2 separate regions of the Homo sapiens genome follow, and region 2 is linked to region 1. A link is a loop called in an ENCODE intact Hi-C map of the cell type or tissue named here. Cell type or tissue: mammary epithelial cell. All regions are shown on one strand. Links, peaks and the distances in the headings refer to the core of each region. The heading gives the core; the rest is flanking DNA.

Region 1 (16,220 bases), core at 2,421-7,420:
TTGGAGAAGGTTCAGCTCTGTCTCAGGAGCCCCTGCTGCAGAGAATGGTGGGGAGTGTAGTCGTGAGCCCTGTCCCACAGTTTTTAGGGGAATACAGTGGCAGCCTCTTTCTTTCAAAGGGGTGTCCTCTGGCAATGACCATTAATTGCTGGATCTTTCCACATTACACAGCATGAAAGCTTAAGTCAGTTTCCAACCAGGGGTGGGCCCCAAGGAAAGCAGACTGTAAAAATTTCTCCCAGGACTCTTTCGCTCTGATTTCCCCACCTTGAGGGAAGGTAGAAGTGAGGCCAAGGGGCCCAATCCACCACAGATTGGTGGGGGAAGGGAGGGGAGGGGAAGGCAGTTGGCAAAGTTAGATGGGTTTTCCTGCTGTTGTGGATTTAGTGAATAGGAGAGAAAAACAACAACCTTGTTTTGACTTCAGTGTGAGAGCGCGGAGTTAGAGTTTACAACGTTTCTCTTGGCACAAGGATTTTTATAAAGCCTCCCTATATTGGGCTCCTAAGGCAGGAGGATCTAATCACTGTTTCCTAAACTTTGCTGAACCTAATAATTCCCTGGGGCAGTTTTAAACAGACTCCTAAACCCTGGGCAAGTGTGGATGGGTCCTAAGCAAATTTCATATTTGGGTAAATTGAGGGTGTGGGGAGACACAGATACCTGCCAGCTTCCTCCTCCCCATCCCTGTCACCTCAGCTTCAGGAAACAGTAAGTACAAATGTCCTCTCAGCTTGAGTCAAAATCACTGGCAAGGCACATGAAACCACAGGTTGCCAAGCAATCACTTCTGAGTCAGTAGGCAGGGCATTTCCAACAGGTTTCCAGATGATGCTGATGCAGCTTGTCTGGGGACTGCCCTTTGGCACCGAGGCTGGGTGTTGAAGAAGATCACCTACCTTCTGGTGACCTTGGGAAAGTCGTGTGTGTGTGTGTGTGTGTGTGTGTGTGTGTGTGTGTGTGTGTGTGTGAAAAATAGAGACTGATATCTAGAGACTGATTTCTAGAGTGAAAATAAAATGCTTCCCCAATAAGGGGCAGAGTACATAAAAGACAAGTCTTATTAACAACAGATCGGACCAGGATGGAATTCTTGTATGGAAGGCAAGATCCAAGGCAGAGGACAGAGGGCGGGGACATGTCCTGCAGGCCAGGCTGGTACTGCCCGCTTGGCAGCACTCCCAGTCTGGAGTTTGAGGAAGAGGTTCAACCCAGAGGAGCCAGCCTCAGCAAACATTCGTCTCTAATACGGATCAGTGTGGAGCCCAGAGGCTAATGTCCCCTCTGACTGGGTATCACAGAGAAAAGCCTGTCAGCTTCCTGCCCCTGGAGAAGGGCTCTTCAGGCCTGTTCCCTGTGGACTGCTTTTTTTCTGGCTCTATTGTATTTGGGAAGTTCTCACTCATTCCCCACAATGCCTCCTCCTAGCTAAGCCCCTATTCATTGACTCAGGCCCTTGCCTCTACCGGAAAAGCCTTTCACAGAGATTCCAGGGCTCACGTCTGTGTTTAGGGGGAAAAAAATCTTCCAGTTTCCTCTTTGTAGTTTAAAATGCTCTCAAAGTCCCTACTGATTTGAAGGCTTGGGGGCCAAATGAGCTCAAGTGTGAACATGGACGGTACTGTCATTATTAATAGTGATAATAATAATGTCACCTGGGTGCGGTGGCTTATGCCTGTAATCCCAGCATTTTGGGAAGCCAAGGTGGGTGGATCACCTGAGGTCAGGTGTTCGAGACCAGCATGGCCAACATGGTGAAAACCCATCTCTACTAAAAAATACAAAAATTAGCCGGGTGTGGTGACGGGCGCTTATAACCCCAGCTACTCAGGAGGCTGAGACAGGAGAATCACTTGAACCCGGGAGGCGGAGGTTGCAGTGAGCCGAGATCGCGCCACTGCACTCCATCCTGGGCGACAGGGTGGGACTCTGTCTCAAAAAATAATAATGTCAGCTGCTAATTATTGAGCTCCTAATATGTTCCAAGTGCTGTCATAAGTGCCTTAGATGCGGCATCTCATTTAGGCTGCCCAAGAGGTATCTCTTATTATTCCCTTTCTGCAGATGAGGAGATAAGAGCTCAGAAAGGTTAAATCAACACACAAGATGGCACAGCTAGTAAGAGGCTGAGCTGTGACTTAAACCCAGGTTGTTCAAGCCCTTGTTACTGATATTTTTAAGTTTCAAGTCAACCTTTTTGGGAAGGCTTTGGAATAAGAAGTCTTGCTTGCCACTCACAGCAGAAGCAATGGGTAGGGTGTTCTCTAAGCTGCCCTGCATGTTCTGGTGAGTTACAGATGGTGAAAACAGGAACATTTTTCTTGTTCTCTTAAGAACATCTGGCTTGACTGAAACAAGTGGCAATGCCTGCCCCGTGGCAATGACTTTCAAACCAAACCCAAGCTCATAAACATCCTTTGGCCACTTCCCCGAGTTCCAGAGCATGTAACTGGCAGTTGTGCTGTACCAGGGCATGGGGCAGGAGGCCAGCTGTTGGCTACCCTTTTGTAAACAGGTCCTGTGGGAGGGCTCTCAGCATCTGTGGAGCCTTGAGATCAGAGTCCCATCCTGCATTGCCCAGGAGAAATCTCTCGGCTCCGTAGGTGAGAGATGTAAGCTCTGAGACCCCAGCCTGCCTGTGCGTGGGCAGAGTCTGCCCTCTGGGCCTCCACCTGCCAACCCCACCATTCTGCCACCACTGCCCTTAGCCAATTTCATAGCCAGGAAATACTAGAAGAGTAAAGGTAGAGAGGTATCGCAAAAGGAATGGGAAAAAGAAACAGTTAAAGAACTCACAATTGCATCTATCCAATATGATGCCTTTGTGCAAATCAGAAAAAATACCTCTTCTGCAATATGCTTTTCTGCCACCTGCCAGAACATTATCATAATGCAGATACAAATATCCCATCATTCTGATCCGAATGGCACTCCCTAGAGCTGTGCAGTGCACACCTTGTGTCCCTGAAGGAGCCTTGGCTTCCTCTGATGGGTGCAGAGCTTAAATAACTCTACCATCCTCCTCCTTTATTCCCTACTTGCAAATCTCCCCCGTTTCTCCAAGTAGGCAAGGATATCTGTCCTGCAATGCAATAAGCACAATGCAAATGGTCTCCTAAGCTTCCTGAAACCTGCCCCCCACAAAAGGGAAAAGAGCAATTCATCTGTCAAGGGATTTTTTTTCTTTTTGCCACTCCCCAGGATCGGGGCAGTCAGAGGAAGACAATTTGGATGCCAAAATGTTGGAATCTCCAATATTTTCAAAAGTTTGGAAAGATCATGGTCCAGGAAATGCAGGCCCCGAGATAGTGGTGTTTGTGAGAGCAGGGAGGGCAAGGGAGAAAGGAGTTTCGTGATGTGTTGGGAGAGGCGGAGACAGCAATAATGCCCATCCTAGAATTAGGCTTTCTCCTGCAGGGGTTTGTGTTCCCCACTCCTTACAGCTGGTCTTCCTGTGGGTCTCCTCTTTCTAGGAGTGGCTATGAATCTGCATGTAAAGACTTTGTCCCTCATGACTTGGAGGTCCAGATTCCTGGAAGAGTCTTTTTGGTCACTGGAGGAAACAGCGGCATTGGCAAAGCAACTGCCCTTGAAATCGCCAAGCGAGGTAAGCAGCTGCTAACACGTGTGTCCACTGAGCCCCACGGCCAGACTGCGGCCGGTCCACACTGAGGAGGGCACCCTGTGTCACAGGCAGGCCAGGAAGTCCTGGACGGCGATCCCATGGTTCTGGGCACAGCTGCCAGCTTTCTGAGTTTTGAGCTCCAGGTGGCTAGAGCAACAGGAGCCCTTTCCTCAACACTTAATTAATTCTCAGGCGAGCTTGGGGTCCTGCCCACGTGTCCCAGTGTTTTCTGATTAAGAACAGCGAGGGGCTCAAGCAAACCCTGGACATCAGAATCCCCAGTGGAATTTAATTAAAAAAACAAAAACAAAAACATGAACACCTGGTCTCTAACTCATGTCTTCTCAATGAGACTCTCCTGGGGTGAGAGACAAGGGGAGGGGGAGCCTCAAAGTCCACTGCAATTTGGATGTGGATGGTAGTTATGAACCAAGGCCCCCAAAATACCTGGAGAGAGGAGTGCATTGAACTAAACTTCCTCCTTGCTGGGGTCCAGCCTCCAGGGCTAGAGCAGCCTCCCGCTTCCCTCCCCTAAGCTTGACTATAAAGAGGTGCTTCAGGTGCACTGTAAAGTCTTCAGTCAGCAGAAGTCTTCCTCATGGTAAATGCCAGAATTTCCTGCATGAGCTCAACGATCCTGGGTCACCAAATGGCTCTGCAGTGGCTAGAAAAGTTTGCTGCATCTCTCCAGAGCCTCTTCAGGAAAAATGGATGTTCCAGCAGAAGGTGGGGAACTAGGTTGTGAATTTATCACTTTTTAAGATGCTGAAGATGTTTTCTTTTTTCCTCTCTCTAAATCCAAGTTAGGCATTTTTCAGGGGACTATTATATCATTTGAAGCTTTATTTAATTATCTGCCAAGTCAGGGAGAGGATTAATTGCATCTTAGCAGCTGGGAAGCACTCTGAAGTGCGGAGAGGAGGAGAGAAGAGGGGCTAGTGTTGTGGTTAGCCTGTAGCCTCCCATGAAACACCCCATTTAATCAAGTGGGTGATTTTTAGTAAAGAAAGCAGACTCCATAACGATTCGTTCTTAGCTGCCACGGCGAAGGCATTCTGCTTTAAATTGACCTTGATTGATGATGGTGTGGCATTTGCTGGGATAATATGAGGGCTGCTGATGGACTCAACATTCAGTCAATACTTGAGTCTCTACTACATGCTAGGCAAGTGGCTGTCTACTTTGGCTGAACATTACATCACCAGGGGAGCTTGTAAAACATACCCAGTCCTGGGCCTATCGCCTAGATCTTTAAAAGCTCCCTACATGAGTCTAAAGTGCAGCCAGGTTTAACACATCTGGGTCAGCTACTATGCTAGATGCTAGGGAGGCATATGTGACCCAGATCAATGTTTCTTATCCTTGATGTGTTCAGGCCCTCAAAAAATCAGGATGTTATTCCAGACGCACTGTCAGCACAGGTAGGCAATAAGGTTCCAGCACCTCCCTCACCATCGCCCTTGCTGCTCTTAACTCTGGGAACCACCCATCTAGGCTTAACAGAAGAGTGTCAACTGTGAGCCCATATGTCTTCATTTTTCATTAGGAAGAGCTGGTTTCTGTAGCTCTCGCTGTAACTCACAGATGGTTTCATTGAATTCCACCAGGTGGCACAGTTCACCTGGTTTGTCGAGATCAAGCCCCAGCAGAAGATGCCAGGGGTGAGATCATCCGGGAGAGCGGTAACCAGGTGAGCAGCTCCTCACCCCTCCTGCTGGGTTTCCTTGCCTCCATGGTCAGCTGTGAGGAGGCTGGACTCCTACCCGCTTTCCCTGGGTTGAAGAGGGCCTGTGTTTGTGCTTCTGCTTTGGAAGCAGCCTCGGCCAGCAGGGAGCTGGGCCCTGCTTTTGAATGGCTAGGTTTGACAAGGGGATAAGTGGGGGCACTGAGGCTTGACCGCATGGTCCTGAGCTGCCTGTGAAACCAGCAGAGGCCAGCAGGCAGAGGCCCATTACACTGGACAGTGATACTTCCAGTCTCCTCACCTCAGAGGGAGCCCACATCAGCAACACACAGCAAGGGTCACCCGGGTGCCACGGAGCCATGCATTGACCCGATGTGCTCTAATAAAGAGAAACACCGGCAGCATTTGGGTCTTGATGAGAGCTACTTTCTGACACGAGCCTTCAGAGCTGCCTCACATTTTGTGGTCTTTCTGTTCTGAAAGAGCTGGAACCAGGATTGGCTACATAATTAGTGGGGCTCGGTGCAAAATGAAAATGCAAGACCCTTGTGTAAAAGTTATTTAGAATTTCTACACAACAAAGGCAGGACATTAAACCAAGCTTGAGGCCTTTCCAGTCGCAGGGCGTGTGCAGCTGTATAGATCATATTCCCATGATCCATCGTGTAGCCATAAGGCTGCCCTGAATGGAAAACCCTGACCCCCAAAAGGACCCTCAGTCATGGCTGCTCGCTCACTGTCACTAAAGAACATCCTCATTCCATTCCTACCTCTTCTCTAGGAGACCCCACAATTGGAGGGCCTGTAGGAGGGAAGCTGGGGAGGGACAGACAGTACCCACCCTCAGGCATGGACCCTGGTCAAAGAGAAGAATGCCCCTCTCTAGGATGGAATATTTTGCATCAACTTTGAAATAACATTTTCACACCAAGTGTCTGTTCCTTTCCCTTTCTCATGGAAATCCCCAGTCTCATGCCATCAGGTGCCTTACAGAGGCTTAGTGCTGGCGGCAAGTGTGAGGGTCTCTAAATCTTCCTCTAATGTCTGCAAGTGCCGCTGCGATCTGCGGGCTGCAGTTCTCGAGATTGAAAGCTGGCTGTCTGCCTGCTGATAACTTTCGGTGGTGCTGCTGCAGGATGCAACAAGAATACTAATCTCAGGCCACGGACAGGAGGAGGTTTGCCTGGATTCCAGCCTGCTGTGGTGTGGGCCACAGGCTTTAAAAAGTATATTTAAATGAAAAATGATGATAATATGGATCTGTTTGGCTTATATCTAATTCCACCATGTTTAGGAGGGGTAGAGAGCTGAAAAGGGGAGCAAGCATGTTCCTGCACTGGGGAGAAAGCAAGCCCTTGCCTACTGCCCCCCTCACCTCCATACAGATACACTTGACGGGATTTGAATGCACACACAGGACATTCACTGCTCTCTCGGGTTTATAAGTGGCCTCCAGCACTCAGAGGTGGAGCGTCCAGGATGAGGGTACCTGTCTGCTTATGCCAGTGTCTGTGGTTTCCCTGACTCAGTGTCTCCTCCAGGCTCTGCCAGGGATCAGCTGTCCCTCCCTGCTTATGAAGAGGCCCCACTCCACAGCTTCATCTGGTCTACCTTTGGTAGGCAGCCCACACACAAAAGCGTGGTATGAAGGAGGGAGTTGGGCTCTGATACGAGTCCTGGTTTTGCACTTTCTGGCCTGTGAGCTTGGGCAAAGTTCTTAGCTTCCCTGAACATTCATTTCCTCATTAAAAAATAGGGGTAACTTGACTTTATTAGTTTTTTAACATGTATTTAAGGGTGAACCGTATGCCAAACAGCTGGAGACACAGTGATTGGGACAGACACAGCCCCAGACAGTCTTGTGCAGGATACAAGTGATTAACAGTTTCCTTGAAGTGTGTGTGCCTGCCCTGGGCCTGGCCGCCATGCTCTGTATCATAGTGGGGGTGGGTTGGGGGACAAATAGTATGAACCCCAAGGTATGTGTTTCTTCAGCTCCTACAACCAGACAGCTTTTGGCTGGGTTTGGCCAATGGCAGTTACTAGAGGAAGATTGCTAGGTGAAAGGAAGGGGGGAATTGAGATATTGGCTTCCCTGGTGATGGCGAATCTCCTCTCTGGTTCTTCCTTCTGGTTCCTGGGCTCAGGCCACACTGCATTCTCCCTTTGTTCCTTGAGCCTAGGGCTGGTGGTAGTTTCCTGTTGTTACTAATCTCTGGGTTACTTCACCAATCCTGGTTGAGTTCTCACCTTCCTTAATCACCTGGGAAATCAATCCCTGCGTTCAGTTCCCTCTGTTGAAAGAGGTGTCTGTTAGATGTTACTGAAATAACATGATAAGGGCTACAAGATGGGAAGCTCAGGGTATCCTAAGAACAAACAGCTCTCAATCAATAGAAGTAGCTACTATTATTATTGTTGGTATTATCATTATTGTTTATACTAATATTATTACCACTCCCAACCTTACATTCTCTGCTTCAAGTGTGTTCTGTTTAATCAGTGCTTAGGCCCTGCTCAGTGGGAGGTGGAAGCCTGCAAGCCCCCAGTAGCAGAAAAGATGTGTGGTAGAGCTGTGAGGGCAGTGGAGCAGCTGGTCCTGCGTGCATGGTTGGGTGAACATCAAAGAAAGAAGGTCCCTTGGGCAGGAGGGTCTGGGTGAGGTGTGCGGCAGGCCAGCTGAGCCAGGGAGCACAGGCACCAGGTAAGGCTCAAGGTCACGTGGGGATCTCAGCTGCTTGTACACGCTGGCTTGGTAAGATCAGGTGTTTGGCCATATAGAGAGGTGAATATCATGCTGAGGTGATCTTTCAGAGAGGTTATGTGTGGCTTAAGCTTGGGGAAAGGAGTACTGGTTACTGTAGAGCAGACTGCTGGCTCACCAGTCCACTGGACACGATGCTCCCAAAGGGCCTAGGGGAGAAACAGGGTGTACCTTTTTCCCCAGGCTTCTGGTTGCAGTTCAGCCCCACCTTAGTACCTGGCTCCAGACTTTCGTCTAGCAGTTATCTCCATGGGTAACATTAAAAAAAAAAAAAACTTCTATTTTATGTATTATTTTTTGAGATAGGCTCTCGGGATTTTTGAGATAGGCTATTTTTGAGATAGGCTTTCACAGTTGGGATTTGTCTGATGTCTTTCTGATGATTACACTGGAGTTATGGGTTTTAGAGGGAAAGATCACAGAGGGACAGGTGCCTGGGCAACATTTTTCAGTCCTGCAGGCCTCCTGATGTGGCTGGAAGGTTCTGTGAAAGCACTTATGTCTTATGGGTGATTGACTCCACCAACATCACACACCATGATAAAAAACGGGTTTCGACTCTCCAGCTCTTCCAGGCCAATGTGGATTTCTAGCTTCTTGAGAATGGTTGATTTAGCTTCCCAAGACCTCAGTGGTTTTATGAAATACCGCCTCATTTCTCCAGAATGATTTCTACTTAACAAAACACCTCCATGCACTGTTTACCGTGCTCATTGTGGGAACTGCTCTGATGGGGGGATCAGTCCCCATGATGTCACCTCATGACTCCTGGGTCACACAGCCGCTATAGATGGTGGCTTGTCTGCAGAAAGGGTCCCAGTTGAGTTTTGTTTTGTTCAATTTCAGTAACCATGCTTGTATCACAGTGGGGCCCAGTGGCTCCTAAGGTGAGCCTTCTCATTGTGTGGCTCCGCAGATTGGGACTTTTACACACATGCACCTGTTTCCAGTTCCTTCTCCTGGCCACAGCAGACTGCCAGCCTCTCCTTCTGGGTGCTTTGTGGCCTCCTGTTTTGCCTCAGAGGGACACAGATGATTTCCTTCCTCTTTTCTTGGTGCTTCATGTCACCAGCTCCGTGGCTGATTTGTCTAGGACAGTGATTCTCTCTTCCCTGCTATTGCCTCCTTTTCACTCTGAGACATCTCAGGCGCTTCCAGGAAGCTCAGATAACTTGTGGAACGTTTAAAGCAGAATTGCTTTTAGTTCACTTGAGTTTTGTTGCTGTTTTAACCTGGATTTTGTATACATGTTACACAGCGCTTTCTGGTAGGAGGGAGTTTTAGGGTGGTGGCAGACAAGGCCTCAAAATGGAAGGATTAGGTGTCTAGACTCAGTTTGCAGTCATTGGTACAGGCTCCTGGCTGACTCAGATATGACTCAGCAGCCTTGTTCGCTCTGGCTGGGTGAGGGCCTTCACAGACATTTTAAAAGAGAATAGCTCTGTACAGACAACATTTTTCCTATCCTTTGAAGGCAGAGGAATATTCAGTTGGGCCAGGCTTAAGCTGAATATGGTGTTCAACCTGACTAGACTTTCTGAGTCATGAAAATGTGGAGTTGCTTTGTCTCATTTGTCTCAGGTGAGAAAACAATATGTTTTAAGATGAGTAGAAATAAATTCGACTACAGCTTTGAGTTTTATAGCTTGATTAATGGGGAAACTCAGGCAGGGCACGGAACTTCTCTGCTTTGTCAAAGGAGTTGTGGCTCTTGCTCAGATCCTCGTCTGTAGGTTCAATACTTAGGTGCCCTCTGCCTTGGGTTAGTGATAAGTCACGTATGTCCACTGATGCTCAGAGAGGATGCCGTTGCATTCATTGGATGCTAAGAATGCAAGTTTGGACTTAGGTACTGGGTACAGAGAAAAAGGTTTAAACAGCCAAGATCCATTAGTCGACTACCATGCCTATGACTGTGTGTAATACCATAAGGAGAAACGGCACATTAGACAGGGTCCCTTACTCATGGAGTTCTAAGCCTGCTGGGGAGGTGGCTGTGTCCAGTGATAACCATGATACAAGGCAGAGATTGAAAAGTGTCATGAGCAAGGACTAAGGGTCACAGCAGAAGTTGTCATCTTATTTATGATGTGCCTGAGATACTGTCTGAAGAGCAAACTTTTGACCAAAAAAAAAAAAAGATCAGCAGCAGGAAACCCTGACATATCCATGCAAAGGTAAATTATGTAGTCATTAAAACGAATAGGGTGGATTCATATGTAACAAAATCATCTCCAAGACCTCTTGTAAGTCCTACAACTCAATAGCAAAACAAACAAACAACGACGTAACTTATAACCGGATTTGAAAATGGTCTAAAGACTTGAATAGACATTTCTCCAAAGAAGATACACAAATGGCCAACACAAGCTGGGCACGGTGGCTCATGCCCGTAATCCCAGAACTTTGGGAGGCCAAGGCAGACAGATCACTTGAGGTCAGGAGTTCAAGACCAGCCTGGCCAACATGATGAAACACCGTCTCTCCTAAAAATATAAAAATTAGCTGAGCATGGTGGCATGCACCTCTAGTCCCAGCTACTTGGGAGGCTGAGGCAGGAGAATCACTTGAACCTGGGAGGCGGAGGTTGCAGTGAGCCAAAATCATGCCACTGCACTCTAGCCTGGGCGACAGAGTGCAGTGGCACTCTTTTTCTCAAGAAAAAACAAACAAAAAACAAATGGCCAACACATATATGAAAAAATACTTTCAATGTCAGTAGTCGTCAGGGAAATGCAAATCAAAACTAGAGTGAAATATCACCTCACACCTCTCAGGATGCTATTGCTAAAAAAACAAAAAACAAAAAATGTTTGTTAGGTTATGGAGAAATTGGAACCCTTGCACACCATTTGTGGAAATGCAAAATGGTGCAGCCTCTATGGAAAACAGTATGGAGGTTCCTCAAAAAATTCAAAATAGAGCTACCATCTGACCCAGCAATTGCACTTCTGGGTACTTATCCAAGGGAATTGAAATCAGGATCCTGAAGAGCCATTAGCACCTTCACGTCCATTGCAGCATTATTCACAATAGCCAAGATGTGGAAACAACTTAAATGTCCATCGACAGAAGAATGGACAAAGAAAATGTGGTACATACCTACACACATTGGAATATCATTCAGCCTTAAAAGGAAAGAAATCCTGCAACGACATGGATGAACCTGGAGGAGCTAACCCAAGTTCAATAAGCCAGGCACAGAAAGACAAAGACTATTCGATTTCACTTATGTGAGGTAGCCATAGTACTCAGAATTCATAGAACCAAAGAGTGGAATGGTGGTTGTCAGGGGCTGGGGGAAAGGAGAAATGTGGAGTTACTATCAAAGGGCACAAAGTTTCAGTTAGGCAAGGTGAATAAACTCTAGAGGTGCACTGTACAACATTGTACCTAGTCAGCATGCTGGAAATTTTGTTAAGAGGGTAGATCTCATATTAAGTATCCTTATCACAATAAAATAAAAAAGTAAAAACTGTTTTTACCACCAAAAACTAAAAGACATATTGTTAAGTGAAAAACACGGATGTAGAACAATGCATAGTCTGATCCTATTTGTGTGGTGTATGTATATATAAAATATATATCTTAAAATATATGTATTGTATATATAGTATATGCTTAAAATATTTCTGGATGATTCACAAAAAACTGAACAATGGTTTATTTTTGAGGAGTGGGACTGGTATTTTCCGTTTTATATCATTTCAAAGTATTTGCTTTTTAAAAACCGTATACTTTTTTAAAATTAAAAGTGCTAGTTTATATCTTTTTAAAAAGGGTTTTTTTTTTTTTTGCTTTCTAATTTAGAACATTTTTCTGCACATTGTGGACTTGTCTGATCCCAAGCAAATCTGGAAATTTGTTGAAAATTTCAAGCAGGAACATAAACTCCATGTTCTGGTGAGCTTTGTAAACATAAGTGGAGAATAAATTCATGTTGGCCCATTGTTTCCGTCTGTGGATGTGGACGGATATGTATGTTTGCCTGTCTTTATGGAAGAATCTTAGTAAGACTCTCTTATGCTTGGGCCTGTTCATGGAATCAAGTTTACTCATTGGATTTAAGAGGAGACGCATGTGGTTAGATTAGTGGGGAAAGGAAGGGGCCATCCACTGGGTAGGTGTTGTGGGAGGATAGATATGTTCCATGTTTTATAAAATGATGATTTGTATATAAATTTTTCTCAATTCTGTAGATTTGGGGATTGGTGTGTTGAAATTAGAAGCTCTTTTTGTCCAAAAGAATACCTCCTGCAGACAGGCAAATCTTTTAGTAACATAATTAGCACAAAACTCCATGGAGAGCCTGGGTAGACTCAGATAGAAAGAGTCCCAGTGTGCTCTTCCCAGATACTCTACTTGGAGCTAAGTTGCTTTTCTATCCGAAGAGTTTCTGATGTGCTCTGAAACGTTGTTCCAGAGTCTGGAATTGTGCTGTCCAGTGTGGCTGTGAAGCATTTGAAATGTAGCTAGTCCAAACTGAGATGTGGTGTAAGTGTATAAATTAGCAGGTTTCAAGGCCTGAAAAAAATTATCTATGCCATCTCATTAATATTCTATATTGATTACATGTTAAAATGATGCTATTTTGGATATATTTGGTTAAATATATTATTAAATTAATTTTACCAGTTTCTTACTACCTTTTTAATGTGGCTACTAGAAATCTTAAGATTAGATATTTCTATTGGACCGTTCTGGACTAGATGAATTTCCAGAGCACTCTCTCATGAATTAGGTTGCCTGGCCAAGCTGTCTCACTTGGCGATCTTTGCACAGTTCTGTGGCTGAATCCTCTGCACAAGTGGTATTTTCCTGCAAAGGGTTTGGAGTAAAGAATCAGTTGAGCAAATTGTCATTGTCACTTGAAAGTTGAAAAAGAGCTGGGGGTGGGGTAGTGGAGGTGTGGGGATGGAAATAGGTCTTTTGGCCCTATTTTTCTTTATTTTGAAATGAGAACTATAAATTTTAGATCAATAATGCAGGTTGCATGGTCAATAAAAGAGAGCTCACAGAAGATGGACTTGAAAAAAACTTTGCTGCCAATACTCTGGGTAAGTACAAGAAGTTTTCTTATTTGTTTTTAGCAAAATAAACATAGAATGTACCATAGAAGGGTAAAAAAAAATTGACCAACTTTTTTGGTTCTTGGTCCTGGGCCTGATGACGTTTGCTTTAAGTTTATTCTGAATTGTACTTATTTTTCTTCATAAAACACTTTCTCTTTTCATGTTTCTTATAATAGGTGTTGGTGCCAGAAATACTTAGTATTGAAGTGTTTTTTTTCCTAGGAAGCGCTAGGCTGTTTATAGACATTGTTTTGAAGAGGAGAGCAAGTTCAGCTTAAGTGTTGAGTGCAAGTCTAAAAACTGCAACCAAAGGAACTTCCAGCCAGGGCTGAGGAAGGTGCAACCAGTGGGCAAGAAGATGGACCAAGAAGCGCATTGGCTAGAGCACAGATACCTGGGCTCTGGTTGCTACTCTGTAATAGCAGAGTGAAGTCATTTTATATCAGGCCAGTGGCTCTCCAAGTGGGGTTCCCAGACCAGCAGCCTCAGCATCACCTGGGAACTTGATAGACATGCACATTCTTAGATTCCCCACCCAGATCTACAGAATCTGAAACTCTGGAATGAGGCCAAGAGTTAAATCCAGTTTGACAGGCCTTCTGGATGATTCTGGTGCACACTAAAGATTGAGAGCTAATGTACTATGCTTTTAGTCTCCTTGGAGTTTCTCCTTCTCAATCCAAGGGGCCTTTCAACTTTGAGATGCAGTGAATCCAACACTCTTCCCAGGACCTATCCTACTTCCTTGTAGTGAGGGGGGTGTTTTAATTAAGTATTGTTCTAGGTCACAAGATGGATGGCAGGGGTTTTGGTGGTTGTTGGAGTCATTGAGGGTGTCCAATATATAGCAACCCTATTCCCAACCAAGAACTGAACAAATTGAGTAAGCCGATGGAATAACAGTTGGAAGCCAACATATCACTGTTGTTACTGATAAGGCTGGTTGAAGGGCATGGCTCAGTGCAAGAGCCAAATGGGTTTCCTCATATGGAACCCAAGAATTAGAAGCATTCACCTACCTGGTCACCGGGGACTCCCCTTCTCTTCTTCCCCAGAAAGAGGAGAAGGGGAGGAGCAGAACTGAGCAAGCCCCGCTGATTGTCCCCAAATTTACTAAATTTACTATTTTTTTTTTTGAGACAGGATCTTGTTCTGTTGCCCTGGCTAGAGTGCAGTGACGTGATCATGGCTCACTGCAGCCTCAAACTCCTGGGCTCAAGCAATCCTTTCACCTCACGCTCCCAAGTAGCTAGGACTACGGCATGTACCACCATGCCTGACTAATTTTTTTTAATTAAAAATTTTTTGTTGTTGTTGAGGTGGGGGTCTCACTATGTTGCCCAGGCTAGTCTCAAACTCTTGGCCTCTAGCAATCCTCCTGCCTCAGCCTCCCAAAGTATTGGGATTACAGGTGTGAGTCACTGCGCCCAGGCTAAATTTACTGTGGAAACGTGCTCCATCTCCCTGGCAGATGGAAGAAGGTCCAAGGGAGAAAGAACTCACCCTAATTGCACTCTCTTCTCAAGGAAAGAAAGGCTAGGAGTGGGAAGATGCCTTCTCCCCAGTGATGAGGTTGCATTTTTCAAAACAAATATACCTGGAAGCTTGTATGAAATGGCACAGGTTTAGTACAAAATATTTTCATCACTGACTTTGTTCCAAATATGTTATCTTTGCTGAAATGACCAAAAGTACCAAAATGTGGGGTCATGCTAGAGTTTGGCTCATAACTCGATGGGACAGCTGAGACTCCCAGAGTGCCGCAGCTGGCCCCGAGGCACTGTTCCGCAGGACTGGTTACATAATTTGCAGAGTCCAGCACCAAATGGAAATGCGAGGCTCCATGTTAAAAAATTATTAAGGATTTCAATGCAGCGACCACAGAGCATTAAACCAGGTGCAGGGTCCTTCCAAGTACTGGGCTTTGTGTGACCTCACAGGATGAAGCCAGCTCTTGCTCACCCATCCACCCACCATCTGACAAAATTCTGCTAAGTGTTCGCTGCGGCCGGGCCACGAGTGAGAGTTGCATATATATGTATATTATATATAATTATATATATAAGTATATATTATATATAATTATATATTTTTATATATATTTATATATTATATATAATTATATATTTATATATTATATATAATTATATATTATATGTTTATATAATTTATAATATATAAATTATATATAAATATATATTAATATATTATAAATTATATATAATTTATATAATTATATATAAAAATATATAATATAATTATATGTATATATGTTTTATATAAATTATATATTTATATATATTTATACTTTTTAATATAATATATATACTTATATTTAATTTAGTGCTATAATGGAGGTAGTCCTACATCACAGATGAGGAAACTGAGGTTGAGAGAGATTGTTTCACTTGCCCAAGGTCAAGTGAAGGAGCCAGAATGTGAACCTCGGTCTGACTTCCTCCACGACCCACGCTCATTACCAGTGCACAGTTCCACCCATCCCAGCATGTCCTCCCTCACCCCATCACCGTGTTATCCTAAATAAGTGCTAAGAAGTACTGGGAGGGGGTGACCAGCTATGCCAGGGAAGGCTGGGCTGGGGTTTGGGGGCACCTCTCAGAGAAGCTTAAAGGTTTTGGAAGATGAAAAGGAGGGTAATCTGGGGACCTTGGCCTTGCTTGGGAATGTGGACAGGCTTGATAGACTCTAAAGGGGCTGTCTATTTGATTATTTAGCTGGTTAAGTTGCACCTTTGTAAGGATCCAGCCTGCTTCTAAAGACCTTGCTATCTCTTCCTTTTCATTTCCTGTTTGTGTTAGAAACATCTTACTGATTATTCCAACCTCTCTGAGAAGCGTAATAATTCTCGGGCTTTGATATTTATTCATCCTCTCTCAAGTGAAGGAAGTAGTACAATACACAAAGAGGCATGCCAGCACAGAGGGGCAGCTCCATGGGTCTTTGCTTGAGAGAGAAGGAGATACAGAGAGGTTAAAGTGCTGTCATTCTTCAGCAGGACCAGGCCAGACAAAAAACCTGGACCCCTGTCCGAGTCCTGGAAAATTGCTGGCTGCC
Region 2 (16,220 bases), core at 8,956-13,955, 210 kb after region 1:
TATTTCCACATGTTTTGTTATGTGAGAAAAATAAACTAGTACAGTTGCTATTCCATCAATGTGCAAACATCATAGAGTGTATCTATACAAACCCATATGGTACATAGCCTACTACATATCTAGGCTATAGAGTATGGCCTATTGCTTTTAGGCTACAAACCTGTACAACATGTTACTGTACTGAATGCTATAGGCAACTGTAACACAATGGAAAGTATTTATGTATCTGAATGGATTTAAACACGGAAAAAGTTGCACTACAATGTTAAGATGGCTACAATGTCACTAGGCAATAGGAATTTTTCAGCTCCATTATAATCTATGGGACCACTGTCATTCATGCAGTCTGTTGTTGATAGAAATGTTGCTATGCAACACATTAATTACAGTTGGTTAGGCCACACTGATAAAAGCCCCACCCAGTTCTTAAGTACTTCCTCAAAGACCCTGTTCCAACAATAAATGCATAGCTTTTCCTAATATAACTCAAAGTCATATCTACAATTGTGTAATGCCAATACTCACAGCAAGTAAAGAAGGGAGTTGCAAGGGTTTAAAAGGAATGTCTTAGGGGTATCTGCCCTCTTCTATTTAATTTGTATTGTCATTTGTTGATTGGCTAGCTGACTTGCTAGCTTTTCCTCTGAAAAACAAGTTCAGCCTGTTGTGATTTCCATGGAGGCTCCACACTCATGCCTCTGCATCTTCTTCCAGAGCGCCTCATGGAGAGGTGGCATTGTATCGTGAGGTGGAGTAGAAGGGGCGTGGAGTCCGATGAATCAGGGTGCCCTTCCCCACTCTGCCTCTTCCTAGCTGCATCAGTTTCTACATCTTTAAAATGACAGTAAACTAGTTGGGAGGCCAAGGCGGGTGGATCACCTGAGGTCAGGTATTGGAGACCAGCCTGGCCTACGTGGTAAAACCCCCGTCTGTACTAAAAATACAAAAATTAGCCGGGCATGGTGGCAGGTGCCTGTAATCCTAGCAACTCGGGAGGCTGAGGCAGGACAATCGCTTGAACCCCGGAGGCAGAGGTTGCAGTGAGCCAAGATTGCGCCATTGCACTCCAGCCTGGGCGACAAAAGCAAAACTATGTCTAAAAAAAAAAAAAAGTAAACTACTAACTTCATACAATCATTTTTAGAATTAAATAAGAAAAGGCACATAAACAGATTAACCCAGTGTCTGGCCGATGGTACATATTCAGAAAGAGTAACCTAGTATTAATTACTATTAATATACTTGAGGCTTTTCCACTTCCTCCCTGAGATAGGATATATGCTGTGCCCATATATGCTTGGCAGTCTAGTTTCATGTTATTTTTTGGATTTCAGTTGATTAAATATATCACAAAATGCAATTTAATAATTTCATCCATCAGAAGAAAAAATATTTTGTTGAGCCATGTGTTTTTACTTGGAGTTTAGAAAATATGGTTATCATATGGGGTCTACTCACCAGTGCTAAAATTTGTCCCATAACAATGGCTTTTGCTCAGAACATTCATATTGAAATACCTACCCATTCTTCATCTTATATTCACTACAGGAAAAGAGTCCACATGTCAAATCAGCAAATAAAGCAATGAGAAAATGGCCATCTGAACATGTCACCTGCTATATGAGCAGACTTCACGGAAAATAGCAATGAAGGTCAGGAGAAACACAAGAGTCTGTGAGTGTTCATTATTCCGCTACTACTAAAGCAATGACCAACGAAAAGGGCATGGGCTCATCTCATGCCCATAGGGTCCAGTAGTGGGCACCTACTGGATTGCTTATCTTTCTTCTCTTTCTGAGACATGCCCCTCCTCCCTTCCCTCCTCTCCCCATCCACAGACTGCAGTGGGGATTGCCATATCCCTGCAACATGACTCTACTTCTGGCCATAATTCCAGAGTGAACAGCTGACCCTAGCCAGACCACTAGGTTCCTTCCCAAGGAATTCCGCAATTCTGGGAGTCTGAGATCAATCTCTCCCTGCTTATCTAGACTGTAATGTAAAATTCAGGAGCAGCCGGCAGCCATGTTATGCCATGTGGACTAAGAAAGAAACAGAGGAAGCCAGTGTGAGCAAGAAAGAATGAGGCAGATACACAGAAACCGATGAGCAGTAGGGAGAAGAGACTTCCTGGTTGTCCATGTGCTCCAGTCTTCAGTTCTATTCCCAAGACCCAAATGCATCCCTTGGATTCTGCAAGATACTTGAGTCTCCTACCAGGAAATGCCAGAGCTGGTTTCTGTATCAAAGAAACCTAAGGGACTCCATCATTATATATCATTAGGACACAACTGATTTTCAAAGTAACTCTCTCCCTCAGTGTGACCTAATACACAACACAAACCTATATTGTTTCAATTTTACTTACTGTGTTCTCAGCCCTGATCTAGAGGTCTTGAGAGATACAATGATAAGGACCACAGGGCAGAAGAGAAATAATTTCAATGTGAGGCAGTGCTTTAATAAATACATGAAGAGTGTGCTAAGGGAATGCAGCTATCTGGAGATGAGGGAGGGAGAAGTAGGGGAGAAGGAGGAAGGAAGAAGGTTTTTGTGTCACAGTGGCCACATGCAAGCACTGCAAGCCCCAGAGCAGTTTTGGTTTTTTGGTTTTTTTGTTTTGTTTTTTTTTTTGTTTGTTTGTTTGTTTTGTAGTTCAATGGCATCTTTAACTTTCACCCACATGACAAAAGTTGAATAGTACTTCATAAAATTATGCAACTTGGAAAACCTTGTTTCAATTGTCACTTTATTGCAAGATGGCAGAATTAATTACAAATTTAAACTATAACTTATAATCTTTAGTAAGGCAGCAAGTTTTAACAAAAGTAAGCTCCTTATTCAAAAGTGATCCTGGAACAACTCAAAGTCCAGAGTAAGAAGGGTGAGAAACATCTGACTGGCCAATGGACTTAGTTCTCTCACTACATGAAACTCAAACTTTTCATTTTTAGGAAACATATACAGTAACTTCAGCAGACAGCAATACAAAAACATGTTGTTACATAGATTAGTTTCCATTTAGTCAGTCAACTGTTTCCAGCTGTCTCAACTGGGATAGATACATTAATAGAGCTGGCTGTGCTTGAGCCTTCTTTGTGAGCAGCTTTACTGTGCCATGCGCTTCACAAATGTCTCCTTTTCTTGCTGTGCAGAGATTCTCTGCACCTTGTGCTTCTCCCATAATAGTCTGCACAGAGATATGATAGTCCAGGCAATTCTTTATAGCCTTCTATACTTTATGCAGCTATTCTCAGTAAGTAGCCTCCAAGGCCAAAGCAATGTTATCCCTCTGGGTGTCAAAAAAGTAAATGGCACTTCTAAGGCCGGGAGCAGTGGCTCATGCCTATAATCCCAGCATTTTGGGAGGCAGAGGTGGGCAGATCATGAGGTCAAGAGATCAAGACCATCCTGGCCAACGTGGTGAAACCCCACCTCTACTAAAAATACAAAAATTAGCTGGGCATGGTAGCGCATGCCTGCAGTGCTAGCTACTCAGGAGGCTGAGGCAGGAGAATCGCTTGAACCTGGAAGGCGGAGGTTGCAGTGAGACGAGATTATACCACTGTACTCTAGCCTGGTGACAGAGCGAGACTCTGTCTCAAAAAAAAAAAAAAAAAAAAAAGTAAATGGCACTTGTGGACCAGTGCCTGCTGTGACTTCTCCAAATCAATCTCGTGCTGAATTTGTCTGGGGAAAGCCTGCTTCACCTCTTCTAATTGGACAATTTTTTGTTCATTGAGTTCATCAGCAAATTCTCCAATAGAGGAGAATATTTTTATTTACATAGACAAGTAACCCTACCATTGATATAGTAGCAAAATTCTCCGGCATAACCATATATATTTCTTTGGATAGAGAATACAAGATAAACCCATTTCCGAGTACACATAGTCCTATTACAGTGATTTTAGGATAAAGAAATGAGGAATTCCTTAGGGATCAGGCCAAGAACTTTTCTCCATATTCAGGAAGAGAAGGTAGAGGGGTAAGACTTGGCTGCCCTGTGTGAAAGATCCTTGTTGCATGCCCCCTGCACCTAGGAGGGCTGTGTTTTTCAGAGAGGGGTCCACTGTGGCGTAAGCAGAAAAGTAACAAGGCAGCAATCTTAGCATCCCTGTGACCCTGACCTCCCAAAGCAGTTTTATTTATTTGTATTTTTATCTTTTTTTGAGACAGAGTCTCGCTCTGTTGTCCAGGCTTGAGTGCAGTGGCGCAATCTCGGCTCACTGCAACCTCCACCTCCTGGGTTCAAGCAACTCTCCTGCCCCAGCCCCCGAGTAGCTGGGATTACAGGTGCCCGCCACTACACCCAGCTAATTTTTGTATTTTTAGTAGAGACAGGGTTTCACCATGTTGGCCGGGCTGGTCTCGAACTCCTGAACTCAGGTGATCTGCCCACCTCAGCCTCCCAAAGTGCTGGGATTACAGGCGTGAGCCACCACACCTGCCCCTGCCAAAGCAGTTTTATAAGGGAAAAGTTTAACACAGCTGAAGCAGAAATGCCCACTGAGATCCATATCAGGGCATATATATTAGACCTTGTGGAAATCCTATCAGTTTTCCTTTCACAAAATCTTAAAACCCATGAGTGGGAGGGAGACTTCACTCATCATAGCCTTCTGAATTTTGCATATACATGTACCATCAACTAAAAACCACCAAGGTTGATTATTTTGTAAATGTAAATGCTAGTATCTATTTCTACCTGCTGTTTTTCATTCAAATATTCAGAATTTCTTCAAGGGAAACAAACTACCAAATAAGTAACATTTTTAAAACCTTACTTCTTTTGTACTATGATTATTTTATTTCAAATTGTTGCAATCTCCTAGCTAAACTCCATTTCAAGTAACTAAATGTTTCTGCCATTTTGATCCCATTCTCTCTGCAAATCCATCCAGGATTTTTTGCCATCATTAACCTCACTTTTCCACATACATAAGCATGAACTACTAGGCAACAAAAGCAACAGACAGATAAACTTTTTAAGCAAAAGTTTTGAAAAAGCAGAAATAAGCAATGTCGGGTCCTGAAAATAGTGACTATAGCAGCATCCCTCAAAGGACAAACTTACTTGTGCAATGTGAAAACAGTTCATTGCTTCAAAAGTTTTCAAGTTCAAGTTCAGTCCTTCAGGCTTAAGAATGTAGTTTCCCAGTAATTATATAATGGTAAGGACATCAATGAAGTTCTTATGACCAAAATATAAGAACTTCAATTATAGCCAAAGACCCTTAGAAAAGTGCCTATGAGCACTGGAAATCTCAACACAGTAATCTCAAGAACTCAACCGTTTGTTCACTTATCAATAAAGCAACAACTTGGTATATAGTATACAGTTCTTCTGGGTTCAATTCTGACAATGATCTATACTTCCACTAATTCAATAATGAGAAATTATTAAAGAGTAAAGTAGAACATTTTTAAAAAGAAAACAAAAAATTAAAGTGAGGTGGGAGGAGGACCACACACTGGAGAAATATAATCTACCTGTAGACAAGCCCACACATGCCCCCAGAGCCTCAAGAGAACTTTTCTGGACCGCTTCTTCTCCGTATACTACACTGAACTGTGAAATTAAATTGTTCAAACTTAAAATAATTCCAACTTAAAGCTATTGGAATTTTAACTTATTCTGAGCCTTGAGAGGAATATGGCTACACAGCCCAAGTCACGTGGTGTACAGCTGCAACTTCTGCCTTTTTTCCTGTAAATAATTAAAAGGCCAAGCAGCACCAGAGATAAGACCCCCTCAGATCCTTGTCCCTTCTCATGGAGTAAGGAATCTTCCCTGGAATGTAGCAATCTGTAACCAATCAAATCGTTGTGGTGTATGTTCTGGTCTTATATGAACAATGCAATCTTGCTGGAACTTCTCTGTCTCTACCCATGTAAGTGAAACCTTAACTTCACTTTGGAACACTGAGCCCATTCACTTGGAGTCAGTGTTTCCAGGTGATCATCCTCAAGCTTTGCACTCAAACTGTATTTAAATCATATTTTCTGAATCTCATTATTTAAGGTTGACAGAACCTTTTAGGATTCGGTGAACTTTACTTTCTCAAACTTTGCCCTATCCTATCCACATCGAACTCAAAGATTTATATTTTGCATATCTGATGTGACAGAAATTTCCCAAATGGAAGCTCAATAAGAAAAATAAGTCAGAAAAGTCACACTGCAACCAAACTCCAAACCAATTTAATCCATTCAAACAGCATGCCAATTCAGCTAACTATGCATGCAGATTAACCTCCTTAATTTAATTTTATTTTCTAGATAAAAATTACTCATCTTTCAAAACTGTTTAACAATCTAAGCTCTGACATGTAAAGAGAATTAATTATTCAAATATAAATTCAAAAATATCCCCCAAATCGAAATATAATGAAATGAATTAGCCATTCCAACACTCCTTCTCCCCCAACGAACACTAAAACAGGTTACTGAGATTCTAACAGCAAGGCATGTAAACTGACTCCAGGAATATTAATCCAGATGCACAAAATAAAAAGCAACAATGTAATCTAAGCTTTTCTAAAACTAGAATTTAAATGTATTTAAATATGAAGTGGCAGAGCAAAGAGTCAAATCCAGGCTTCTCTGACTCCAGTCCCTGGCCCCCAAAAAAATGCCTCCAGAGAGGGAATCAGGAAGGGTAAATGCCGTCCTTAATTTACCAATACCCACCTTTATTTATATATTTACTGGGTACATCAGCATCTGTTATAAAAGGTGTCTTGATTTTTTACCTATATGCTTCCTCCCTTGGCCCACATCTAAGTTTTTAGAAACATGAGCTTTCTGGCTATCTTTTGATTTCTTTTTTCTTTTTCTTCTTCTAAATATCAAAGCTCTAACTACTTAGTCCAAAAAAGGGGAAGCATTTCAGATTTTAGAGGAAGGCTTTCTGGGTCTCGTGTGCTGCTTTCCCACCAGCAGGCAGCCATGGCAGCATATCTTCACCTCTCATGGCCAGCTCAGAGGACCTTAGCCCCAACAGGCAGAGCAGGAGCAAGGGGTCTGCAGGCGATAATTTCATGGCTTGGCACAGCTCCGTCTTCCCATGTGTCAAGAGAAGCTGGCAATCTGGGTGTTTATGTGAAGTCCATATGTTTAAACCTTGCCGACAAATTCAAAACTTCTAAAAACACTGTGTGTGGACCACTCAAAATCTGTCCAACGGTGGACTTCAGTCTGCTAGTTGCCAGTTTATAATGCCTAAGCTTCCGGTTAAGAACAATTTAGTTAAACTTTTATCCTTCCCTAAGTGTATTCCTTATGGAAGCCATGGAAGACACAGCCCCTGCTGTCCAGGAGACCAGTGGGGACAAGGGACATACCATTTCAGGGCAAGATAGCAAATGAAGAGAGAGATAGAAGCCTGCAAAGGAGAACACAGCACCCACCCACTACACACCTCTCCTTACCACTGGCTGTCACAGGGCAAATTTGGAAAGTGGTGGTATAAAGATGACAGAGTTAACCTCGCCCTTCTATAATAGAGAAGAAAAAAGGGGCTCAGAACTCTACAAAAACAAAAAAAAGTTCAACAGACCAAACTCTGTACATCCAAAGTGAGTCTTAAAATAGTCTTAATGGAACCATGGCAACAGAAAAAGCTTACCTGCTTAGAGGTGTGCTGGTGTTATAAACAAAAAATAAAACAAACTTTCACTGAGCACCAACTATGCTCCAAGTGCTGCAGGTGCTGCAGGTGCTGCAGGAAGATCATCTCATGTAAACCTCCCAACAACACTAGGACGAGTCATTACTCCCAATTTGCAGACACGGAAACTGAGACTGTAAAATCCTAAGGCTTTGGAAAGAGCCAATATCTGATTCCTTTCCCATTAGCCAGATGACCTGGACAGAGAGATTAGGGCTATCATTGCAGACACATAGTGGCAAGCAATCAAGAAAAACTCATTAGCTACAATAATTAAAAGTGTAGAACTGGTGCTAAAAGAGGCAAAGAGATTCCCTAAGACACAACAGAGGCCACAGCAGGCCCTGCTGATTATGAGAACTGAAATTTGTGATAAAAGTCGTTTCACAAATAAATACAAAAGAAAATATAAGGACCACTCAATAAGTAATGTAGAAATAATTAACAGCAAGTTTTAGGAAAATCCATTTATACTTCCCAAATTATGCCACCTAATGAAATACACTTCAAACCAATCAAAAAGTTATTTTTTCATCAAATTATATAACTAAGATGAAAGAAAAATGAGTATCAGTGGCTCCCTAGGAAAAGCGTTACTTTCAAAAATTAGGAGTGATGGAAGAAATTTCAATTATTAAAAAAAGGTGTGTGGTGGCACACACCTGTAGTCCCAGTTATTCAGTAACCTGAGGCAGGAGGTTCACTTGAGCCCAGAAGTTCTGGGCTATAGTGTGCTATGCTAATTAGGTGTCCACACTAAGTTAGACACCAATATAGTGACCTCATGTGAGCTGGGGACCACCAGGTTGCCTAAGAAGGGGTAAACTGGCCCAAGTCGGAAACAGAGCATGTCAAAACTCCCTTGCTGATCAGTAGTGGGAATGTGCCTCTGAATGGCCACTGCACTGCAGCCAGAACAACGTGGTGAGACCCTGTCTCTCATTTTAAAATTTTTAAAATAAATTTTGACAGCTAAACTTAAAAGTAAATGTTTTCTATACAAAAAATGAAAAGGCAAACAACAAAATGTAAGATATATCTGGATATATAACAGGCCTGGGGTTAATATTCTTAATATATCTATAGAATATATGTAAAAGAAATTGTTAAGAAGAACCAAGAGACTTCAATGGAGAAATGGACAAAGGACAGAAACAGACAATTCACAAAAGGAAAAATAACTAGAAATAAACGAACAGAAAAATATTCACCAGTCAGCCAAAAACATACAAATTAAACATCAATAAAGTACCACCATTTATCAAGCAAATTATGAAAAAGAATTTTAAAATAATAATATCCATGGCTGGTCAGGTATGGCAAAACTAACATTCTCATATGCATACATAACTATAAGCATTTTAAAGTGGCATAAACCTTTTGGAAAATAATATGGCAATCTTCTTACAATCTTTCCTAAAGAAATAATCAAAAAACTCAGGGTGGGGGATAGAAGGGGACACCTATATGTATAACAATTTATAAATGTTCATCATAACATTTATAAAACTGAAAATAATGTAAATAAACAATAGGGAGAAGATAAATTATGATGTACTGACTAGATCACCAGTACCCTGAGAGTAGGATATGCCTTGTTCATGATGGGAGATCAGAGGCCAAGTATATACAGTATAATCATTAAATAAATATGAGTGAATACAGAAGGAAAGCAAAAATATAAGGCCACTTAAAATGATGGTTAAAATCTAGGTAGGTGCTGGCAAAAGTTTAAGTGAGGGCAAGAACATAAAAGTGTATGATTACAATCATATTTTTGAAAACTGCATTAGAGAAACTACTAGAAGGAAATATATGAAATACTAACAGTCACTGTGCTAAGGGATCTATGAGCAGTAATTCTTTATTGTGGTTATTATCTTTTATTTATTTATTCGCTGTAGAGACAGGATCTTGCTATCTTGCTCAGCTGGTCTTGAACTCCTGGCCTCAAGCTAGTCCTCCCACCTCAGCCTCCCAAAGTGCTGAGATTATAGGTGTGAATCACCACGCCTGGCCTATATTATCTTTATTTAAAATGTAAACATACTCCAGAGCGATTATTATGATGATTATTTAAAATTTAAGTTGATCCTTAGAAATCGGAAAAGAGATAATAATTTAATAACCAATGGAAAATACATAAAATCTCTAAATAGCTCTGTGTTATAAGTAAATCTGCCCAGCTAAAAGAAAAGCATAGTCACACAGAGAGGTCAACAACTGACATTCATTACTTATTTATTTTAATTTTATTTTATTTATTTTTGTCTTTTTTTTTTTTGAGATGGAGTCTCGCTCTGTTGCCCAGGCTGGAGTGCAGTGGTACAATCTCGGCTCACTGCAACTTCCGCCTCCTGGGTTCAAGCGATTCTCCTGCCTTAGTCTCCCGGGTAGCTGGGATTACAGGTGCCCACCAACACACCCAGCTAATTTTTGTATTTTTAGTAGAGACAGGGTTTCAACATGTTGGCCAGGCTGGTCTCAAACTCCTGACCTCAGGTGATCCACCCGCCTCAACCCCCCAAAGTGCTGGGATTACAGGCGTGAGCCACCCCACCTGGCAACATTCATAATTTAGATGTGATGCATCATTTCTGAGTCCTAACTCAGTAATAAATTAACATAGGACAGGAAGTTAAAATGCAGCCACTCAAACAATAGCAAATGCTCAATTTGGTACATTCCTAATTTTTTTCTTTTTTTTTTTCTTTTTATTACACTTTAAGTTTTAGGGTACATGTGCCCAACATGCAGGTTTGTTACATATGTATACATGTGCCATGTTGGTGTGCTACACCCATTAACTCTTCATTTAACATTAGGTATATCTCCTAATGCTATCCCTCCCCCCTCCCCCCAACATTCCTACTTTTTTTCTGAACCCTCTCTGGCTCTGGGCTGAAAGGCTTTAGAACAGTTATCTCCTAACTTGAAGGCTTCCAGTCAGACTGGGTCAATTCTATAATGTCAATGGGAATTTCAGAAAAGCAGGCCAGGCCAGGGGTGGGGTAGGCTGGCAGGGTTTAGGTCCCCAAGTTGAATTACATTTCCATCTTCTAGAAAACTGAAACTACATAACGGGAGAAAAAGAAGGTACAAAACATTACCAGTTCTTCTAAAGCTCTGTAATATTTCAAACTCTTGTTCACAATCCTTTAGTGGGTCATGAAATTAATTGAAACGGTCACAACTAGGATCTTATAAGGGCTGCAACAGAACAGAAAATAGTGTGCATGTCACATTAAGAGGATACCATTTCATAAAACCTTTGTTTCTGTCATATGTGTGTCTATGTGTGAGAGAGTATGTCAGTCTTGCGTAGCAATGCTAACTATATTTTTTACTATGATTTATGGTCTAAAAAGTTTCCAAAGCATTAATCTAGATAACCCAGGCCCTGACTTGGTTGCTGGCAAACCACCCAGAGTTTGAAAGTAAAGGACTCATCTAGAAGTAGGAATGTAGTGAATCTAGTTCAACTGGGTGTTAGGCACTAACACAAAACAAATACTTCTTAATATTTCATCCAGGAATAAATAACCGCTGCCATCCAAAGGCTCTAGAAAGCATCGTTTTACAGTTGCAACATGAGGTGCTGACAGTTTCACACAAGCATGCTGCTTTTTCCCTAATGCGTGCTTTCCTCCACTTGAGATTTTAGGATGATATGGTTGCAGAGACTACTTATCTAGTCACTACAGAAGCACATCACAGTACAAGAGTCATAGCTAGGAAATCTAACCCCCTCCTTTGCCAGATGGACAAACTGAAGCTTAGAGTGATGAAATGCCCCAGGAAATGCCAAGGTCAATGCAGAGTAGAGCTGAGATCAGACTCCCAGTTCTTTTCCAAGAATCCTTAAATTAAAGGCACAGGAGACCATAAAGTAGCACTCCCTGCCAAGAGACAAGGAGATGACCTTTTCTTTTTTGGTCTTACTGGTTAGTTTCTCATACTTCTGAATTAATTTTTACTAAGGACTAAATAAAATATTTGGATGAAGAGGCTCCCTGCCCCGAAATACAAAAAATTTTTTTAAAGAGAAGACTGCTTGCTGAAGTTGCACAAGGGGAGTTTTTTTTGTTTTTTTTTTCTCTGTTAGGGAATTTCTAGGTTAATTGTAACACTCTCCTTGGGAGACCTACTCATATAAAAATAAAGGAGTGTGATCTCTTTTTAAATTCTTTCTATTCTGCCAATAGTTGAGAAGAAAAGCTTGGTATGGTGGTCAGTCTCTTCTAAGTATATACTGTACACAATTTAGTTTAGTGTTACAGATATCAACAAATCACCACCTGCAGTAGTCTTAAATCACAATCTACTTATTGATTTCTAAATGCCACAAAGTGTTTTAATTTTCCCCACACTGTTATTTCTAATGACATCAAGATGATTCTCCATGCTTTCTCAAAGCCAAATGCAAAGTGAAAACAGACAGCCAGAGAAAGATGCTGTGCAAGTAAAAACTCACATTTCCTTTTCTAAAGTTTTGGTTTTGTTTGTTTGGAAAAGGCCATCTCTCTAAAGTTTATTCTAGCTACTTAAATCCTATGATTTTTACCTATATTCCTTTTTCAAAGTAAGTTTAGCAGCACTTGAGGTGTAAGACAGCTGGTCAGGATTTCAAGATTTAAAAATTACTCATTTTAAGAGTGTCAGAATTGCCATCCTAACTTTCCCATAGCATTGCAATATGTGGATGAATATATACTGATTAAGATCTGTGAGGTCCTGGACAGACTCTGGTTTAATAATATAAAAACAGGAAATTCAGAACTGTCAGGAGCTCTGGGATCACTTGAAGCTAATCCTCCTCTAGTAAGCCTCCTCAAATAAGCTTTCCCATAGTGATCTTTCCTTAAAAAGTCAGTCTATTTCTGACCTTTGGAAACACAGAGGCAGCCTGTTCCCAGAAAGATTTGCTAGCATGAAGAGTGCTTCATGTTTTGAATTCGGAGTAAAGGTCTAATTTTCCACAATCATACAGGACAAGTTCCCTCTTTGGGACCTTGAAATCCACAATTATTACCACCAAGTGATGAGTCTCAAGTGCGCAGTGGAAAGTGTATTAATTTTATGCTATTAGAGACTTCACACACTGAAAAATTAGTTTAGATGGGTTCTAATTTTGCTGACTTCAGAGCGCTCACTCCCTCACTCTGAAAAGTCCTCAACTTTCAGAACTGTGCTTGGCACTATAAAACTTTGATTTGCATTTCTTAAGAAAATTGTGCAAATGTTATAAAATACATGGTACATAAAACTCTATCAGGAGCTCAACTGAACTGCACCAAGGTCTAATTATCAAACTAATGGTTGAAGCAGAGAACTGGGATAGTGTAATTTCATAATAAAAAGAATTAATGGTAAATGAACCAATACTATGAGGATTCATAAGATGAAATAAAATTTTAACATATTTTTTTCAGGAAACAGTCAAGTAGTCATGGCCACTTCGAATCATAGTAATTTAGAGTCAGGAAAAAAAGGCCCTCGAAGCAGAAAAAAAATCCAACCCCCTCATCCCAGCCCCTTCCCACTCCCATCCCATATTGTATTGTTGATTACCCTGGCCTAAAGCAAGCTGCTAAACTTCTCTCAGGCTCAACTTAAATACCTTTGCTGACAGAAACTCACAAAATCCTCAGGTCCATTTCAATTCAAAAAGGTGATCACCAGTCATTGCTTAATTCATTCAAGGAACATATAATGCATATCTCCTTTGTGCTAGGCATTGGGGATCAGATCTCCTTATTTTGGGATTAAAAATCTCACCCCTCTCTTAACAATTGCTTGTGCTCTGCCCTCAGGACTTAGAGAGAACACAGCAGGGCCTATGTTGTATAAATTGGTCCTGAATAAAGTCAGAATATAGAAAGGCAGTTCCCCATATCGCCCTCCCCAGTAACTTTCTTCTCTATAGTTATCTCTCCTACAGCCTCCTTCTCTACACCTTACCACCAACACAGGCCTTTTTATCCAGAAAAAGAACCCTGAAATCTTTCAACCAAAGGGTTCAGTAATTTTTGCTATCAGAGTCACTCCTCCTGCAGACACTAATTTCCAGATTCCTCAAAATGTGAGGACACTGAGTGCTGAGTTCTGAACTCAAGCCAATTGGCTCCGTTGTCCACCCTTAATCAGGACATTCTAGTGCTTCTTAATGAATGGGAGTTTTCTTGCCTCCTCTATCTAAAATGCCCTTTCCTCTACAGGAAAGGCTTTTTCACAAGAACTCCTACTCACCCTGCAAGACCCATCTGTAGAAGAGATTGTTGGTCTTCTCTAACCACCACAAGCAGGAGGTTCATTGGCAACCCCAGAGGACAATGTTTGTACCTGTTGTTAACTCCTAGGAAGGGAATGATTTCCTATAATTGCCTAAACGAAACTATCAAGTTACTGAAAGTCTCTGTATGAATGCTAAGATTACTGACTTGTGTTGATATGCTTATAAAGAACTTATGAAGATACAAAGGTCTGCATGGGACTGGTCCCACCTGGAGAGAGGTCCCTCCTGGCTTTCATCACTTGAAGAGGCTGCCACTAAACAAAGGAGCCCCTGCTAAGCTGCTGACTAAACATAAGTCTTGACCAAAACAGAGCAGAGATGTCTGAAAGGAAGCTCCTAGGCAGGGAATGCTAAAATGGCATTCACTCAGAAAAGACAGTCCAAAAAGAAGCTGGGAAATGAGGTATCCAAAATATCAAAGTTTGGTATGCCCTTTGGGTATATAATCTAACTACAACTAAAGCAAAGACAGAATCAGACAAGGGTGGGGAGTTCCTGAAACAGGCTCTGTATTATGGTAGCACCAGAAATCTTTATTTGTAAATCAGATTGTTTTTACATTTCTTCTATTCCTTTATATTTCCTCCATTAATACTGAGTAAAGTTCAAGGCTGTTTGAACTCTGCTAAAAGGAACCTGAAGGCAAGAATTTTTATCCACTCTTGGGCTTGAAGATTTGAGTATTATCAGGCCATTATTGAGGGCAGTTTGAGTCAAAGAATCCTCCAACGGGAGGTAAAATTTAGGGGATAATACAGATTGTGGAATCCTGCCATTCTTCATCTGAAATTCTCTTTCCAATACTAAATCTTGGAAGTAGTAGTTTTGTTTTTATTAAGCAATATTCTTCTAAAATTCCTGCACTAAATTGTGAGCATCTTGAAAGGACCTTATCATTTTCATCATTACCATGTATGCATGTGACTGGAACACAGTAAGTACTCAAATGTTTGTTGACGGAATAAATGAAGCAATTCATGGACTTTCAGAGTTTTGAAGTACTTTAAAGTCCACCTAGTCCAGTACTTTTCCTACAAGTGTATACTTGTCCACATAAGCCTTTCATAGGTCATCATATAATTCACTCAACAAATATCAACTAAAAGTCTACAGTAGTTAAGATGCTGTGCTTTCAGGAACAGCAAAAAAACAGATCAGTCACTGATACAACAAACGTGTATTGAGGACGTATTGCATGCCAGGTACCATGTTAGGCCCTAATGATGATACAATGAATAAGACACACAAAGCTCCATAGGGAACTCACAGAAGAGAAAATAAAATGGACATGAAGTATATACTGTATAACACCGTTTAAAATGGAAAATGTTAAGTGTTTTCAAAGGCACACATAAAGGCAATGAAGAAGTCAAAGGTCAAAAAGATAAACCAGGGTTTCATTAAGAATTTATGGAACACTGCCATTCAGGTATGGAACATTACTTGCGGCTTTAACCTCAGAGTTCAGGAATGAAGATTACTAGTTTCTAGCTAAAGCAGTGAATGGTAATGGCTTTGTAGGTTGTGATGAAAATCAATATTACATTTTCATATATTTAGCATTGTACCAAGTGACATTAACATTGAATTTTGGAAAGCAAGAATATAGATCAATTATTTTAATGAAAACCATAACCAAAACTGAGCTCTAAATAACAAAGTTATGTTCATGTTTGAGTATATGACCCAAAGAAGCACAGACTTGTCAACTTGAAAAAAAGTATATTAATAATAATTCCAGACTTATGGGTGAACCTTATTTAACAGTAACTCCATGACAAAATAATTTCTATTATTTACATTGTACACTAGGAAAGTGAAAATTAGGCTAAGACATAGCTGAACATTGCATTTCTTTCATCCTATAATCAAATGAAATTTATTCTTCAGTTTCATTAATATACACTACTTCAGCGTCTCCAAACACTTGAAAATATACCCCAGTAAAGCTGTTTCCTTCAAGGTAAATGTGGTGAAATGGGAATCAGAAGTTTCAATACTATAATAACACCTTAATATTAAAGGAGCTTAGGATGGTCTGAAGGTAGTTTTATTATCTCAATTGTTCACAGTCAGTTACAGATTGAACTCCTTGTTCTACTCTCTTCCCCTTCTCACTACCGTACTTAACTAGTCTTAAAAAAATAAATAAAATATTAAAGCAGCTTAGGTTTAACTACCCTTCTCCTTTTCTTGATTCCATGAATTTGCTTATGAATTTTCCACAGCAGTTAGAAATTGATCAGTTCCATC

Evidence for each region. Peaks named below come from ENCODE experiments on the same cell type or tissue, not always from the same donor. Only the 100,000 strongest peaks of a DNase experiment are listed, where the experiment ranks them.
Region 2: a loop joins it to region 1, with 7 times the contacts of the local background. A loop is called at or near these places in 73 of 110 quality-filtered maps.

The regions. Positions count from the first base shown.
Region 1 is chr13:51,786,921-51,803,140 of GRCh38, reverse strand. It overlaps DHRS12 (dehydrogenase/reductase 12), which reads left to right. Exons shown (of 9, transcript NM_001377533.1): 2 at 3,474-3,607; 3 at 11,884-11,976; 4 at 13,049-13,130. The coding sequence starts at 3,482. Among named protein-coding and RNA genes, the nearest start is that of DHRS12, 9.1 kb to the left of the region's middle. RefSeq lists enhancers at 613-662, 5,410-5,489, 5,560-6,088, 8,994-9,353. In mammary epithelial cell, for the core only: a CTCF peak has its summit at 5,232 (motif pointing right); a DNase peak (open chromatin) is centred at 5,260.
Region 2 is chr13:51,586,311-51,602,530 of GRCh38, reverse strand. All of the region lies in intron 1 of WDFY2 (WD repeat and FYVE domain containing 2), which reads right to left. It also overlaps the pseudogene RNY1P6, the pseudogene RN7SL413P and the pseudogene ATP5PBP1. Among named protein-coding and RNA genes, the nearest start is that of WDFY2, 10 kb to the right of the region's middle. In mammary epithelial cell, for the core only: a CTCF peak has its summit at 11,240; a DNase peak (open chromatin) is centred at 11,380; H3K4me3 peaks cover 130 bases; H3K27ac peaks cover 2,333 bases.